3 separate regions of the Homo sapiens genome follow, and all the other regions are linked to region 3. Evidence: chromatin loops called from intact Hi-C (ENCODE). Cell type or tissue: PC-9. All regions are shown on one strand. Links, peaks and the distances in the headings refer to the core of each region. The heading gives the core; the rest is flanking DNA. Region 1 has its middle 35 kb from the start of SSUH2. Region 2 overlaps CAV3 (caveolin 3). Region 3 overlaps SSUH2 (ssu-2 homolog).

What was found. Hi-C counts contacts between places; a loop is a spot of excess contacts. Peaks named below come from ENCODE experiments on the same cell type or tissue, not always from the same donor. Only the 100,000 strongest peaks of a DNase experiment are listed, where the experiment ranks them.
Region 1: a loop joins it to region 3, with 4 times the contacts of the local background. A loop is called at or near these places in 3 of 110 quality-filtered maps.
Region 2: a loop joins it to region 3, with 11 times the contacts of the local background. A loop is called at or near these places in 2 of 110 quality-filtered maps.

What each region holds. Positions count from the first base shown.
Region 1 is chr3:8,677,247-8,682,716 of GRCh38, forward strand. It overlaps a transcript of SSUH2 not described here. Among named protein-coding and RNA genes, the nearest start is that of SSUH2, 35 kb to the left of the region's middle. In PC-9, for the core only: no CTCF peak of the experiment used is centred there; DNase peaks (open chromatin) are centred at 2,805 and 3,135; H3K4me3 peaks cover 1,953 bases; H3K27ac peaks cover 4,305 bases.
Region 2 is chr3:8,738,082-8,743,081 of GRCh38, forward strand. The region is part of intron 1 of CAV3 (caveolin 3); the gene reads left to right. It also overlaps a transcript of OXTR not described here. Among named protein-coding and RNA genes, the nearest start is that of CAV3, 6.8 kb to the left of the region's middle. In PC-9, for the core only: no CTCF peak of the experiment used is centred there; DNase peaks (open chromatin) are centred at 2,210 and 3,600; H3K27ac peaks cover 3,003 bases.
Region 3 is chr3:8,627,117-8,632,586 of GRCh38, forward strand. SSUH2 (ssu-2 homolog) reads right to left here. Exons shown (of 12, transcript NM_001256748.3): 5 at 4,933-4,993; 6 at 3,689-3,813; 7 at 2,548-2,610; 8 at 582-667. Among named protein-coding and RNA genes, the nearest start is that of SSUH2, 15 kb to the right of the region's middle. RefSeq lists an enhancer at 2,407-2,496. In PC-9, for the core only: no CTCF peak of the experiment used is centred there; a DNase peak (open chromatin) is centred at 2,545; H3K27ac peaks cover 1,679 bases.

The DNA of each region.
Region 1 (5,470 bases), core at 282-5,281, 50 kb after region 3:
GAGCTGCCGAAGGCAGGTACCTTACTTGGGATTTACTATCCAACAGGGGTCCGAACTCAGCAGCCCGGGATCAGAAAGAAAGCAGGTCATTTGCAATCTATCGGAGCCTAAGGGCAGAAGGCAGGTGAGAGAATTCTTAGGAGCTGTGGGGTTTTCTAGACTGTGGATCCCAAACTTTGCAGTATTAGCCAAGCCTTTCTATGAGGTCACAAAGGGGGCGGGGACCAGGAACCTTTGGAATGGGGATCCCAACAACAGCAAGTCTTTCATGAGTTAAAGGAAAAACTTCTGGCAGCCCCAGCCCTGGGGCTACCCGATCTGACACAGCCTTTTCCATTGTATGCATCAGAGAGAGAAAAGATGGCAGCTGGACTTTTAACCCAAACTGTGGGGCCCTGGCTGAGGCCGGTGGCCTACGTCTCTAAACAACTAGACAGGGTTTCTAAAGGATTGCCCCCCTGTTTTAGGGCCTTGGCAGCAACTGCCCTGCTAGTACAAGAAGCAAATAAGCTGACTCTTGGGCAAAACCTGAACATAAAGGCCCCCCATGCTGTGGTGACTGAGAGCCAGCCCCACACACCCACTCCACCACCAGCTCTCAGGATCTGCGGTGGACTCACAGCCTGTTTACCATATTGTGAGTAATATCATCTCCCCCTCTGGAGATTATGAACTGTTTCACAGACGGATGTACACCCGTCTGTACTGGGAGTAATATCATCCTCTTCCTCCCTGAATATTAAGAACAGTATAACAGGGGTTTTTCTACTCCCTGCGATATCGCGTGTCATATCCTCCTCTCCCACGTTGCAATTAGAAACAATATCAGTGAGGGCGTGTCCACCTTCTGTCATATTGAAAGTAATATCATCTTCTTCCCTCCAGGATCGTGGGAACAACATCCCTGGGGGTTTCCACTTTCTGCCATACATGAAGTCATATCACCCCCTCCGCCTTGGAATATTATGAAGGAGCATCTCACACCGGGGTGTATACTTACGGTGATATTTGGAGTAATATCAACCTCTCGGCCTTTGAATATTGGGAAGAATATCACAGGGTGGGTGTACACCTCGTGCTCTATTATGGGGAGTCATATCTGTCTATTATGGGGAGTAATATCATCCTCTCCCTTTCAGGATATTAATAACAAATTCACAGGCTGGGTGAACAGCCTGCGATGCTGGAATTATTATCCTCTCCGCCTCTATCCCCCCCTGGCTCTTAGGACCCCCATTGCAAGGGGGTGAGGCACCCCCCGCGAGGCGGGGACTGAGAGCCAGCCCCTCTTCCCTCCATGGCTCTTAGGACCCCAATCACAGAGGGGGGAACACCCCCCGCGAGGCAGGGACTGAGAGCCAGCCCTTCTTCCCCCCCGGCTTTTGGGACCCCCATCGCAGTGGGGGGAGGCACCCCCCGCGAGGCGGGGATTGAGAGCCAGCCACTCTTCCCCTCCTGGGTCTTAGGACCCCCAACGTGGGGGGGGGAGGCACCACACGCGAGGCGGGGAAAGAGAGCCAGCCCCTCTTCCCTCCCTGCCACTTAGGACCCCATCGCAGGGAGAGGAGGCGGCACTCCCCACGAGGCGGGGACTGAGAACCAATCCCTCTTCCCCCAGCCTGGCTCTTAGGATCCCCATTGCAAGGGAGGGAGGCACCCCCCGCCAGGCGGGGACTGAGAGCCAGCCACTCTTCCCCTCCTGGCTCTTGGGACGCCCATCGCAGGGCGGAGAGTCACCCCCCGCGAGGTGGGGACTGAGAGCCAGCCCCTCTTCCCCCCCTGGCTCTTAGGACACCAAACGCAGGGGAGGAAGCACCCCCCGCGAGGCGGGGACTGAGAGCAAGCACCTCTTTCCCCCCTGGCTCTTAGGACCCAAATTGCGGGGGGGAGGCACCCCCGCGAGGCGGGGACTGAGAGGCAGCCGCTGTTCCCCCACACTGGCTCTTGGGACCCCCATCGCAGGGGGGATGGCACCCTCCGTGAGCGGGGACTGAGAGCCAGCCAATTTTCCCCCTGGCTTTTAGGACCCCCATCGGAGGGGGGGAGCCACCCCCCATGAGGCGGGGACTAAGAGCCAGCCCCTCTTCCCGCCCCTTGCTCTTCCGACCCCCATCGCATTGGCGGGAGGCATCCCCCAGGAGGAGGGGACTGAGAGCCAGCCCCTCTTCCCCCCCTGGCTCTTAGGACCCCCATCACAGCGGGGGGAGGCACCCCCCGGGAGGCGGGGACTGAGAACCAGCCCCTATTCCCCCCCTGGCTTTGGGACCCTCATCGCAGGTAGGGGAGGCACCCTCAGCGAGGCAGGAACTGAGAGCCAGCCTCTCTTCCCCCCCTGGCTCTTGGGACCCCCATCGAAGGGGGTGGAGGCACCCCCGGTGAGGCGGGGAATGAGAGCCAGTGCCTCTTCCCCCCCTGGCTTAGGACCCCCATCGCGGATTCTAAGATCCTTAGGACCCACCTGGAGGACTGTGGGTATTAGGTGTCTAAGAAGAAAGCTCAGATCTGCGGAAGGCAAGTACCTTACTTGGGATTTACTATCCCACAGGGGTCTGAACGCAGCCCAGGATCAGAAAGAAAGCAGGTCATTTGCAATCTATCGGAGCCTAAGGGAAGAAGGCAGGTGAGAGAATTCTTAAGAGCTGTGGGGTTTTGTAGACTGTGGATCCCAAACTTTGCAGTATTAGCCAAGCCTTTGTATGAGGTCACAAAGGGGGCGGGGACCGGGAACCTTTGCAAGGGGGATCCCAACAACAGCAAGTCTTTCATGAGTTAAGGGAAAAACTTCCAGCAGCCCCAGCCCTGGGGCTACCCGATCTGACAAAGCCTTTTCCGTTGTATGCATCAGAGAGAGAAAAGATGGCAGCTGGACTTTTAACCCAAACTGTGGGACCCTGGCCGAGGCCGGTGGCCTACGTCTCTAAACAACTAGACAGGGTTTCTAAAGGATGGCCCCCCGTTTGAGGGCCTTGGCAGCAACTGCCCTGCTAGTACAAGAAGCAAAGAAGCTGACTCCTGGGCAAAACCTGAACATAAAGGCCCCCCATGCTGTGGTGACTGAAAGCCAGCCCCTCTTCCCTCTCTGGCTCTTAGGATCCAAGGTGGACTCACAGACTGTTTACCATATTGTGAGTCATATCCTCTCGCTCTCTGGAGATTATGAACTGTTTCACAGATGGGTGTACACCCTCGGTGTACAGAGGGTATACACCTGTCTGTACTGGGAGTAATATCATCCTCTTCCTCCCTGAATATTAAGAACAGTATCACAGGGGTGTTTCTACTCCCTGCGATATCGTGTGTTATATCCTCCTCTCCCACGCTGAAATTAGAAACAATATCAGTGAGGGCGTGTCCACCTTCTGTCATATTGAAAGTAATATCATCTTCTTCCCTCCAGGATCGTGGGTACAACATCCCTGGGGGTTTCCACTTTCTGCCATACATGAAGTCATATCACCCCCTCCGCCTTGGTATATTATGAAGGAGCATCTCACACAGGGGTGTATACTTACTGCGATATTTGGAGTAATATCAACCTCTCGGCCTCTGAATATTGGAAAGAATATTGCAGGGTGGGTGTACACCTCGTTCTCTATTATGGGGAGCCGTATCTGTCTATTATGGGGAGTAATATCATCCTCTCCCTTTCAGGATATTAATAACAATTTGACAGGCTGGGTGAACACTGCCTGTGATGCTGGAATTATTATCATCCTCTCCCCCTCTTCCCTCCCTGGCTCTTAGGACCCCCATCGCAGTGGGGGAGGCAACCTCCAAGTGGCGGGGACTGAGAGCCACCCCCTCTTCCCCCGCTGGCTCTTAGGACTTCCATAGCAGGGGGGAGAGGCACCCCCGCGAGGCGGGTTCTGAGAGCCAGCCCCTCTTCCCCCCCTGCCTCTTAGGACTTCCATAGCAGGGGGGGGAGTCACCCCATGCAAGGCGGGGAATGAGAGCCAGCCCCTCTTCCCCCCCTGGCTCTCAGGACCCCCATCGCAGGGTGGGAGGAACCCCGTGAGGCAGGGACTGACAGCCAGCCCCTCTTCCCTCCCTGGATCTTTGGACCACCATCGCGGGGGTGGAGGCACCCCCCGCGGCTCGGGGACTGAGAGCCAGCCCCTTTTTTCCCCTGGCTCTGAGGACACCCATCGCAGGATGGGGAGGCACCCCCGGCGAGCCCGGGACTGAGAGCCAGCCCCTCTTCCCCCACTGGCTCTTAGGACCCCCGTCGTAGGGGGGAGGCAGCCCCCACGAGGCGGGGACTGAGAGCCAGTCCGTCTTCCCCCCTGGCTCTTCGGACCCCCATGGGGGGCGGGAGGCACCCCCAACGAAGCGGGGACTGAGAGCCAGCCACTCTTTTCCCCCGGCTCTTGGGACCCCCATCGCAGGAGGGTGAGGCACCCCCCGTGCGATGGGGACTGAAAGTCAGCCCCTCTTCCCCCCGGCTCTTAGGACCCCCATCGCAGCGGGGGGAGGCACCCCCTGGGAGGCGGGGAGTGAGAGCGAGCCCCTCTTCCCCCTCTGGCTCTTAGGACGCCCAGCACAGGGTGGGGAGGCACCCACCGCAGGGTGGGGACTGAGAGCCAGCCCCTCTTCCCCCCCTGGCTTAGGAACCCCATCGCAGATCCTAAGATCCTTAGGACCCACCTGGAGGACTGTGGGTTTTAGGTGTCCAAGAAGAAAGCTCAGAGCTGCCGAAAGCAGGTACCTTACTTGGGATTTACTATCTGACAGGGGTGGGAACGCAGCCCAGGATCAGAAAGAAAGCAGGTCATTTGCAATCTAGCAGAGCCTAAGGGCAGAAGGCAGGTGAGAGAATTCTTAGGAGCTGTGGGGTTTTGTGGACTGTGGATTCCAAACTTTGCAGTATTAGCCAAGCCTTTCTATGAGATCACAAAGGGGGCGGGGACCGGGAACCTTTGCAAGGGGGATCCCAACAACAGCAAGTCTTTCATGAGTTAAAGTAAAAACTTCTGGCAGCCCCAGCCCTGGGGCTACCCGATCTGACAAAGCCTTTTCCATTGTATGCGTCAGAGAGAGAAAAGATGGCAGCTGGACTTTTAACCCAAACTGTGGGGCCCTGGCTGAGGCCGGTGGCCTACGTCTCTAAACAACTAGACAGGGTTTCTAAAGGATGGCCCCCCTGTTTGAGGGCCTTGGCAGCAACTGCCCTGCTAGTACAAGAAGCAAATAAGCTGACTCTTGGGCAAAACCTGAACATAAAGGCCCCCTGTGCTGTGGTGACTTTAATGAATACTAAAGGACACCATTGGCTAACGAATGCCACACTCACCCAGTACCAAACTTTGCTCTGTGAAAATCCCCATATAACCATTGAAGTTTGTAACACCCTACACCCCGCCACCTTGCTCCCGGTATCAGAGAGCCCTGTCGAGCCTGATTGTGTAGAAGTGTTGGACTCAATTGACTCTAGCAGACCTGACCTCCGGGACCAGCCTTGGGCATCAGTAGA
Region 2 (5,000 bases), core at 1-5,000, 110 kb after region 3:
CCCTTTCTTGACTCACACATAGGCCCCCAGGGCCCTAAAGCAGTGATGCTTGAACCTGAGAGTTATGCAGGTATCCCAGCTTCTGCAGTCAACTCCTCCCTCTTGAGCTTCTCCCAAGTTGCCCTTCAAGCAGGGGAAGGAGATAGATAGGATCCCAGCCTCTCCATGATACTACTCCCCAACCCCCTCCACCCACATCTGCCACAGAACGCCTGCCTTCTTCAGAAAAACAAACACCCATTTGCCCCCCGGCTCAGGCTACACAACACCCAGAGGAACCAGATGCCCACCAGCCCTACAAACACTTGTTCCAGGTTTGTGCTCATCAGGGACACCCTGTTGCACAAAGAAGAAACTGACCTGGTACCTCCCTTGGCGGGGAATCCATTCCTGGGGAGAAGATGAGAGGAGAACAATGAGAACATACAGGAGAAGGAGCTGAACACCGTAAATGAGTGCCAGGTTAGGTGTCATGGGAGGTTAGGAGAGGAAGAATTACTTTCATCTGGAAAAATCAGAAGCCAGCTATATGGACAGGTGGTATCCATGGTGCATCATAAAAATGAGAAAAATTAAAAATGTGAAATGGAGGAACAAAGCTTTCCAAGAAGAAATGGAATAAGCAAAGGCTTTCCCAACACTGGGAAGAATGTTGGGCAGAGTTGGCAAACGTAAGAGGCTGTCATTACCACTGCCCCTTCCAGTGTTCATGGCAGACATGACAATGGATCACAGCACTGCTCCATGACTAATGGATCACAGCACTGCTCCATGGAAGCCATGCACCATCAGCTAGTCATAGTGGGTACAACAGATAACACTTCGCTGCTCTGTCTGCAGAAGAATAATGAACTATCGAAGAGGATTAGGACAGAGGATCTGAAAGGGAATTTGTGGGAGAGAAGGCAGGAAGGGCAGGTTGAAACTAAATAATAGAGGGTCATCCAATCCACCTGTCATTCCATATTGGCAATTCCTTCCTTTTGGAAATGTCTTGCCCTCTGTCAATGACCTCTAAGAAGAGCTGCATCAGACTAATTCACACTGAGGTATTACAACTTAGTGTTATGAGGACTCCTGGGTATCAACTGATCTAGAGTTTTTCAAAATGCAGTCCACTTTCCCAGGGTCCAGTGGTGGGGGCACTTACTAAACTGCAGATTCCTTGGCCTTGCCCCCAGAAGTTCTTATTCAGCTGAGCTGGTGAATGTTTACACTTTAATGTTTGAGCATAAAAGTTTCATGCTCAGGCCAGGCACGGTGGCTCACACCTGTAATCCCAGCATTTTAGGAGGCCAAGGCAGGTGGATCACCTGAGGTCAGGAGTTCAAAACCTGACCAGGCCAACATGATGAAAACCTGTCTCTACTAAAAATACAAAAAAAAAAAAGAGCCAGGTGTAGTGGTGGGTGCCTGTAATCCCAGCTACTCAGGAGGCTGAGGCAGGAGAATTGCTTGAACCCAGGAGGCAGAGGTTGCCATGAGCCGAGATCGCACCACTGTATTCCAGCCTGGATAACAAGAGCAAAATTCCTTCTCCAAAAAAAAAAAAAAAGAGTTTCACGCTCAAACTTGTCAGCTTGTCAGCAACCAAGTCCCATTCATCCTATAGAAGACACCTGGAGCCCAGAGTTATCCCTTGTTTTCCCTAAAGACAGACTGTATCAGTTATCAATTGTGAGTAACAAATCATTCCAAAACTTAATGGCTTAAGGAAACAACCATTTTTTTATTTCTCACAGTTCTGTGGGTGGGCAGGGCTCAGCTTGGCAGTCCTGCTGGTCCCACTGGGGGCCTCTCATGCAGCTACAGTCAGATGGTGGCTGAGGCTGCAATCACCTGGGGGCTCCACCGAGCTAGAACATCCAAGATGGTTCACTCATAGCCCTGGAGGACTGGCAGAGATGGCTGGGAGGCACAGCTGAGCTGTGGTGCTGGGGTGGCTGGCCCTCTATCTCCATGTAGTTTCAGGCCTCCTTATTCACATGGCCTCTCCATTAGTCTCTCGAGCAGCATTCAGCAGTGCATTTCTAATTCTGCTAGTCTCCAGAGCAGAGTATAAAAGTGGACTTCTAACATGGGGGCTCAGTGCTCCTAAAAGCAGAAGGTGCTAGGCTTTCTGAAGGCTTAGTTCTAGAACTGGCACAACATCCTTTCTGCCACATTCTTGTGGTTAAAGTGAGTCACAGGGCAAGCCCAGACTCAAGATGGGATGAGACTACCTGAGGACAAACACCGAGAAGCATGACTAATGGAGGGTCATCTTTGGAGACCAGCAAACCACCCACTGAAAGCTCGTGCACAGCCAAGCCCAGAGCTCCACCCAGGGTACTTCTATTCCTCCCTATTCCAATATGCACCAAATTTCTTGAAGGCAGAGATTGAGAGAGCAGAAGAGCGGATGGGAAGGGACAGGCAGTGAGGCAAAGATCAGGGCTTAGTGGATTGCTGAGGAGCTTCTTCTGGCAGGTTCTTCTCTCTCTGTCTCTCTCCTTGCAGCCCTCTGTTATCTCAGTCTCTTCCCAGCTCCTTTACATAAAACCAAGTCCTGTTATGCCCCAGCCCAGGTGTCCTAGGTCCCTTAAGGTAGACCTGGAGCTGAAAAGAGAGGCTGGAGGGAACTAGGATGGGGGTAGATATATGGTCCTACCTAGGATGCTCTCAACTCCTAGAGCACCCTCCTGAAGGAGGAGTCACAGATGTTCTCAACTCCAAGCTCCAGATGATGCCTGGCCACCTCCTCCACCCATCAGAGCCAGCCTATGCTGTGTTCTGGCCTCAGGCCCTGCTGGGGTATCTGGCCCCTTCAATCACCCTGCTGTCAGGCTGACCTGAGCGTCACTCTGCCAGTCCCTTACGTGCCATGTGAAATAACACATGTAAGATACATGGCCCCAAACTGACATGCATAAAGGGCCATATACATCGTGGGTGTTACCATGGTTATCCCAGATTGTACACAGTTGTATTCTTTTGTTGCTACCTTTTATAACAAAAGATGCAGAGCTTTGTCATTTTTACAGTTTTTGCAGCTATCACCTCATTTTACTTCCTACTTTGTAGGCCAGTGCCTCTAAAACTGAGTGAAGGACCAGTTTTAATATTATTATTCTAATCCACTGCACAGCTATACTTTTGCAAAACGCAACAAAAATTAATCACTGGAAAAATGAAATGAAAACAGCCGTACAGTTACAAGCACCAATGTTTATTGTTAGATTCAATAAACATAAAATTACTGCATCAAATTTCTATGAATATTTCTAAGCACTCTCAACTTCTATAATTACCTTGTTGGGAGACAGGACACACTGATTGTGAACTGCCTTTTAAGTAGCAAGGTAATAGGGGAGGAAGCTGGGATCTGGCAAAAGCTAAGCCTCTCACTTGGGTTTTCTGACTCTGAAGCTAACTCCGTGTCATTACAGATCTTGGCCCAATCGTCTCTGTGTAGAGTTGAAAAAAGAAAACAAACAAACAAAAAACCTAGGATCTCAGAGAGGGAAAGTACCATGCCCCAAATCATACAGTAACTCAATGGCCAGTGGATACTGGGACCATATACCTCCCCACCCTGCTAAGAGCTATTTCCCCACCCACAGATATCCTATTTGAATTGTCCAAGGTCCTGGATGCCTACGGACTGAGTCATGCAGGACTCTGGGGGAGGTATTTTCGACCCCGGGTGACTGTTGTCCTCCCCCGCATCCTCAAGCAATCCCCCGCCCTGCTATCCTACACCTTCCCCGCCCTCTCAGAGACTGCGGGGACTGCGCTGGCTGGTTTCAATTAATCAACTGGGTCTCTTGCTGTTCCAAAAATAAATATGCCACAGAAGGGGACACCGACAGAATGTGCACCATCGTTCCCCCTTCCTCACCCTCCAGCCCCTCTCTCCAACTGCACACAGTGTCCTGAGCCTCAGCACGCAGATGCAGGCTTTCAGCCCACCACCCTCCAAGAAAAAGCCATCTCCTCTCTTCTGGAAAGGAATTAAGAAATGAAGTCACCGTATGCTTGTGCTGCATGGTACAGCTGCCTAGAGCTGCCTGAGCCGGGCCTTATAAATATCTCCCCAAACTAGCATGCTGTGGCCAAAGCTCTCTCAATGCTCAAATCTGAGCTAGGGGAACAGCTGCCTCCTCCAAGCCCAGCCCAGCCCTCTGAGAGCATGTTTTCTGAGATTCACAGAAAATAGAGCACTTGCCCCACACACAGCACCCAAAGGCAATCCCTGGAAATAATTCAAATGTTAGCACCAATGGCTTCTGCAAACACCAAAAAAAAAAAAAAGAAGAAGAAGAAGAAGAAAGATAATTAAAAGACACATACAGAAGCCATTGGCGGTAGGATTATTACTGTAAGTACTGTACTTACTACTGTAAGGAAAGGAGGACTCCATCCGTCTTATCAGCACAGACTGAGACACACGCAGACTCATTTATAACTAAGTAGGCTGGAGAATAATCCGGGATGTCAAAAGAATTTCTCAGATGTATTTTCGAGGAATCTTCAGAGCACCTGAAGGAATAATTACCATCACTGAGCAATATTACCATCACAATAGCCAGGCATTGTGCTAAGCACTGCTCAAGAGGTAGTGTGCCTGGGCAAAGTGGGTAATCAATCAGTATTTATTTGGATGTGTGGGTGGGTGGATGGATGGATGGATGAAAGGATGGATGGATAGATGGATGATAGATGAGCAGGCAGATAGGTGGATAGATGGATAGATGAATGAGTGGATAGATGGTGAGTGTCAGTCTGTTTTTCATTGCTATAAAGGAATACCTGAGACTGGGTAATTTATAAAGAAAAGAGATTTATTTTGGTTCATGGTTCTACAGGCTGTATAAGAAGCATGGTGCAGGCATCTGCAGCTGGTGAGGCCTAAGGAAGCTTCCAATCATAGCAGAAGGCAAAGGGGGAGCTGGCATATCACATGGCGAGAGAGGGAGCAAGAGAGCTGCCGGGTTCTTTTAAACAACCAGGTCTCATGT
Region 3 (5,470 bases), core at 236-5,235:
CCAACCTTGAGTATTTTTACTCCTCACGGTTTCCTGTTTCCCTTAAAAAGTTATAAATACACTAAAGGATAGGATTTACAAAATGCAATGGCCCAGTGTTTGCAAAGCTGTGAGCAGTGATGAAATTTTGTTTATTGTTTAGTCAATCAACCAACTTTCCTTGACTCCTCCTCCATTCAGACCCCAAAATGAGTTATAAATAGGGGCTTGCCCAGGAACTGATCCTCAGTGAGTTAAAAATCTGGCCTTTAGGTGGTTTTTGATATTCACTTCCCAACCCGTGGGCGGGAGAGGTCTCCTTTCCTGGTAACCCCGTCCCTGTGTTTCCTCCCTGCAGTGGCTCTTTCTTCACACTCTTTCCACATATATTGCATGACGAGTTCCAGCCTTGTCCAGAAATGCCAGGCCTTGAGAAAAGCTCACCTACTCTTCAAATAACCACAGAGCACCTACTACGTGCAGAGCTCTGGGGACACAGCAGTGACGAGACAGATGGGTTCCTGTTTGCCTTCCAGATGGGCAGGCAATGAAAAGCCAGAAAGCAAGAGCACTTCACCGCGGTGCTGGGGAGATGCCCCTACCTTCGCCTGCCGGACCCCGCGCACAGCTGACATCTCCGGGACTGCTTGGCTTTGCGCTTGGCTCCGCAGCAGGATGGGCACCGCACCTGCAGACACACCACTGCCTCAGCCCCCGCTGGCCTCCCAGGAAGCAGGGCCAACGGCATCCCAAGACCTGGTTCAAATCCCAGCCTGGTGACCTTCCTCCCCCTGGGCCTTAGCCCCTTCATCTGTAAAATGGTGCGGGGTGGAGATGGGGTATCTTTGGATCCTTCCAGTTGTAGCTTTCAAAGCCTCCACTCCCTAAGATCCCTGTTTCTTTTGAGACATCAGCCTCTCCTGCCTCTTCTCTGATCCCCACAACCCCTGAGACCTGACCCCTACCAAGTGTTGAGAGGAAGCTGGGACACAGGCGCTGGTCAGGGGCCTGGCACTGGAGACAGGGGGCTCCTTTTGAGAAATGGCCCCCAGAAAAGGCCTAGGCTGTGCTCCCAGTTGGGCTCATGGTGGGCTCCAGAAACATTCCAGGGAAGACCACCGCTGGGACCCACAGGCAGTGCAGGAGTGAGCTGGGGATGCAAACCCAGCAGGCGAGGGATGAAAGGGCTGGTGGAGAAGACAGTTCACGGTAGCCAGGGTCAGAGCATGGCCAAAGGATGAGGCTCGAATCAGGACACCAAAGAACGCGAGAAGTTTGGTTTTACCCCCTGGGATTGTTAATAGGCCTGAATGAAGGTTTCTGAAAAGACAACTAATGCCATGAGTAATGCCACTGAGGGGCCTGTGCTGGGTTGAATAGCGGCCCTTCCAAGTTCAAGTTTACTGGAATCCCAGAGTGGGACCTCATTTAGAGATAGTCTTTGCAAATGCATTTAGTTAAGATGAGGTCATATGACAAGGTAGGGCCTAAATCCGATGACGTGTTCTTATTAGAAGCCCATGTGAAGACAAAAAGACATGCAGGGAGAAGGCTGGGTGACAAGGCAGGTGGGGACTGAAGTGGCACAGTCACAAGCCAAGGAACACCAAGGACGGCCCGCAGCTCCCAGAAGCTGGGGGAGAGGAAGGGGATGGCTTCCCTCTCAGTGCCTCCAGAAGAACCAGCCTAGCCCACACCTTGATTTTGGAATTCTGGCCTCCGGAACCGTGATATAATAGGTGTCTGGTTTGTTGCTGTTGTTTGTTTTTTGTTTTTTTGAGATGGAGTCTTGCTCTGTCGCCCAGGCGGGAGTGCAGTGGCACGTTCTCCGCTCACTGCAAGCTCTGCCTCCTGGGTTCACGCCTGTCTCCTGCCTCAGCCTCCTGAGTAGCTGGGACTACAGGCGCCCGCCACCATGCCCAGCTAATTTTTTGTATTTTTTTTTAGTAGAGACGGGGTTTCACCGTGTTAGCCCAGATGGTCTCGATCTCTTGACCTCGTGATCTGCCCGCCTTGGCCTCCCAAAGTGCTGGGATTACAAGTGTGAGCCACCACGCCCAGCTGTGTCTGTTGTTTTAAGCCACCCATTGGTGGTCATGGCTTACAGCAGCCGAAGGAAACTAACTCAAGTGTCACTGTCTACTTTGTCTCTCCAAGCCTTCCAAACTTTACCTGCTCAGCACCCACTGCCCTGCACGACAAATGGAGTTGCTTGTTGGTTTCCCTGGCTGACAAAGACTGCCTGGTAAGAAGAACCCCAGGTCTTGGCCCTCTTACAGGACCTAGAGGTCAGAGCCAAGCAGGTATTCAGTGTATGTTGGTAGATGGATGAGAAAATAAGAGAAAAATTAAAATCGAACTGTCAAAGTGAAAGTGTCATTAGAGACCACACAACCCCACTTTTTCATTTTATAGACGGGAAAATGGAGGCCCAGAAAGGGAGGATGACTTGGCTGAGATGACACAGTTACTGCAGGGAGCCTCAGGCCACCAGCCCAGCCCGCTGTCCCCAGGATCCCCCGGCCACCACACCCTCACTGACTCACCAGTGGTTCACAGATGACTCACCGTGCCCGCCCCGTGGCAGCCGCTGCACTTGTACCGCCCACGCCCATGGCATTTGTGGCATTCCTGAAAGTGCAACGCTTTCTTGGGATCTAGTTTCCCAAGGGCCACTTCTCCCACACCCATAACATCACCATCTAAACCGAAGGTGGAGTGGATCAGGACCAGGATAGGAAGATGGCACAGGAAAGAAATGGCCCTTCCCATTTGACTAAGATTCCAGAAGGCTTGACTGCATCAGGAGATCATGTCACCATTTCCTCTGAGCCCTAGCCCAATCTGGATGCCATCAAGGGGAGACGTGTTCTGGGAGCCCCATATCCTAGCTCACACTCTACGGTTTCCTACCAGGCTGAACTACAAAGGCTGATGGCATTTGCCCATAAGGTAGCTAATGTGGTCTTTGGGAACAGAAGCCATTAAAAAATGGACAGGATTTTTATGAAAGGCAATGAGCTAGCTACTAGTATTTAATCACTAATTTAAAATAGCCTTGGCCCCCTTGAGAAAGGAATAGAACACTTTCTCGACCTCTCAAAGTACTCTTTATCTTAGAACTCTGTAAAAACTCATAGAGCAAAATTGCACCCTTAAATCCAGTCCAAAAGTGTAAAGCAGGCAGTAACCGGAAAAGAACACAATATGAGCTATCTCAGTCGTGTTTTTGTAATCCACTAGGCTCCTCTCCCTTCACGCCACGAATATATGTCCATAAAGCAGGATGGAAGTCAGATTCTGTTTCCTTACTGACTCTCATGCAAAATCCCAGCAGGGTTTTAAGTTTTTATTTTATATCAATTTCATTCAGCCCTTCAGCTGTTTAAGCTAAAATAAATTTTTAAAAAAGATGAAAACTACACTCAACCTGTCCAGGAATGTCACTGCTCACTAAAGCTGGTGACGATTTGTAAATCGGATGATCTGTTTGCTAGGTGAACACTCCCAGATTTGCTTGGAATTTTATTTGGGACTACATTCCATATACCAGGTTTTATTAAATTACGTTTATTTATAACCAACAAATGAAGCACCGGCCTGAATTTTGGGTTTCCCTTCAAAGGATGAGTTTGAGGAAACATGCAGTGCCTGGAAAGCCTCTCAGGGAGAAGGGCAAGTATTCCAGTAATCGCGTTAATCGTATTACCTTGACCAGTGACGAGTGAGGGACCTGGAACTTCCTGGTGTCTTCCTGAAACATCGGAGGACCTTGAACCTTGATGTCCCAGAGCCTGGGGGAGGCGCCTCTTTGCGGCCCATCCACAGAGTGGTCTGACACAGAAAGGGGTCATTGTAAGAATGACGAAGGGCAGCAGGGATAAACTTTCATTTATCCAGCAAACAGCATGAAGCCTTCAGTTGGTGCCAGGCATGAGTCTAGATCCTGGGGCTACAGGGATGGATAGTCAAGGCCTTCCTTGGAGGCAGTGACTAAGCAACCAAGATTTAGAGAGAGACAGATCTGGGTTTGACTCCTGGCTCTTTTATGTCCTAGCTGTTTGACTTTAGAGAAGTTTCTTACCCTCTCTGAGCTTCCATTCTCTCATCTCTAAAATGGGGATAGTCATGGCACCTACCATACAAGATGGTAGTGAAAATTAAACGGAAGAATGTATATAAAATTGTTAGCACCAGGAATGGCACATACTGAGGGGATGACACACAAGAATTGTCACCATTATCATCACCATCCCCTTCACCATCCCATCTTCTTCCTCTTGCTCTGTTCAAGGAGACAGACAGCACACCATCACAATAAGATATGATAGGATATGATACATGCTTTGGACAAGAGTTGCATAAAGGGCTCTGAAAACTCAGAAGACTGGCCCATCCTGCTGGGAGGGGAGCAGCAGGAGGAGAAATCCTGAAAAGCTTCTTAAAAGAAGTGACACGTGAGCTGAGTCTTGAAGAATGGACCTGAGCGGTCTGTTAGGGAAAACAAGGAGGACATAGATCTTCCCAAAGAGAGAAGCTTAGGCCTCCAGTGGGGGCTCAGCAGAAGGTGGGGTGGCAAGGCGAATGGGGAGCACAGGGGCCTAGAAGCTTAGGAGGAATTAGGGGTGGCATGAGGGGGTGTAGGTGAATGCTTAGACACGCATGCTGCTTTACAGCCCGGCCCCGTGTGGCAGCACCAGACTGTAGCAAAAGCAAATGCTTGGCTTTTTCAGGACCTCCTGCTTCCTGGGCAGGAAGCATTTCCTAAGATAAGCACTGGAAAGTCTCTGAGATGAAAGTCCATCCTCTCATTTTGCAGGGGGTAAGGAAGCCAAGGCTCCAAGCAGAAGACCATCTTATTTGAGATGAGTGCCTGAGCCAAGTCCTGATATTTTCCACCAGCACCCTGACTTATTTGCCCCCAGTTAAACTAATTTCAGACAATTCACTTACTAGTAAAGGGTTGAAATGTCCACTCGCTTATCCTGGATTCACTAAAGGTCTCCAGACGGTACTAAAAGGAAAAAAACAGCATGTTCACACTCGTGCCCCTTATGAAGACAGAGCATTATGCAAAAAGATGAAGCTGTTACCCTCCCAGGGCTCAGTGGGGAAACTGAGAGGTCCATGCACAACACCCTCGGCTGCTGGAACTGGCTGACAACAGCGATTTCTGTTCCACGTGCCCCCATGTCTGCAGGGAAGTCAGCCAGCCCCAGGAAATCTCCCCTGACAGGCTCAAACTAGAGCTAATTCAGTTCCCCATGAATTTATACAAAGATTCTATGAGACAAGCTTCAGAGCAGTAGCTGTCTTTGATAGATGGAGGTCCCTGGAATCTATGGCTTTGAGATTTCCCTTATGGAGGAATTTATCTCCCTGATATCAAGATCTTCCTTCTTGATCTTCATCCATAGGGTGACAGAATGGGAAGAGGTCTTGGACATCACTTGCCCTCTCCTTTTACATGTGAGGAAATGGAGGCTCAGAG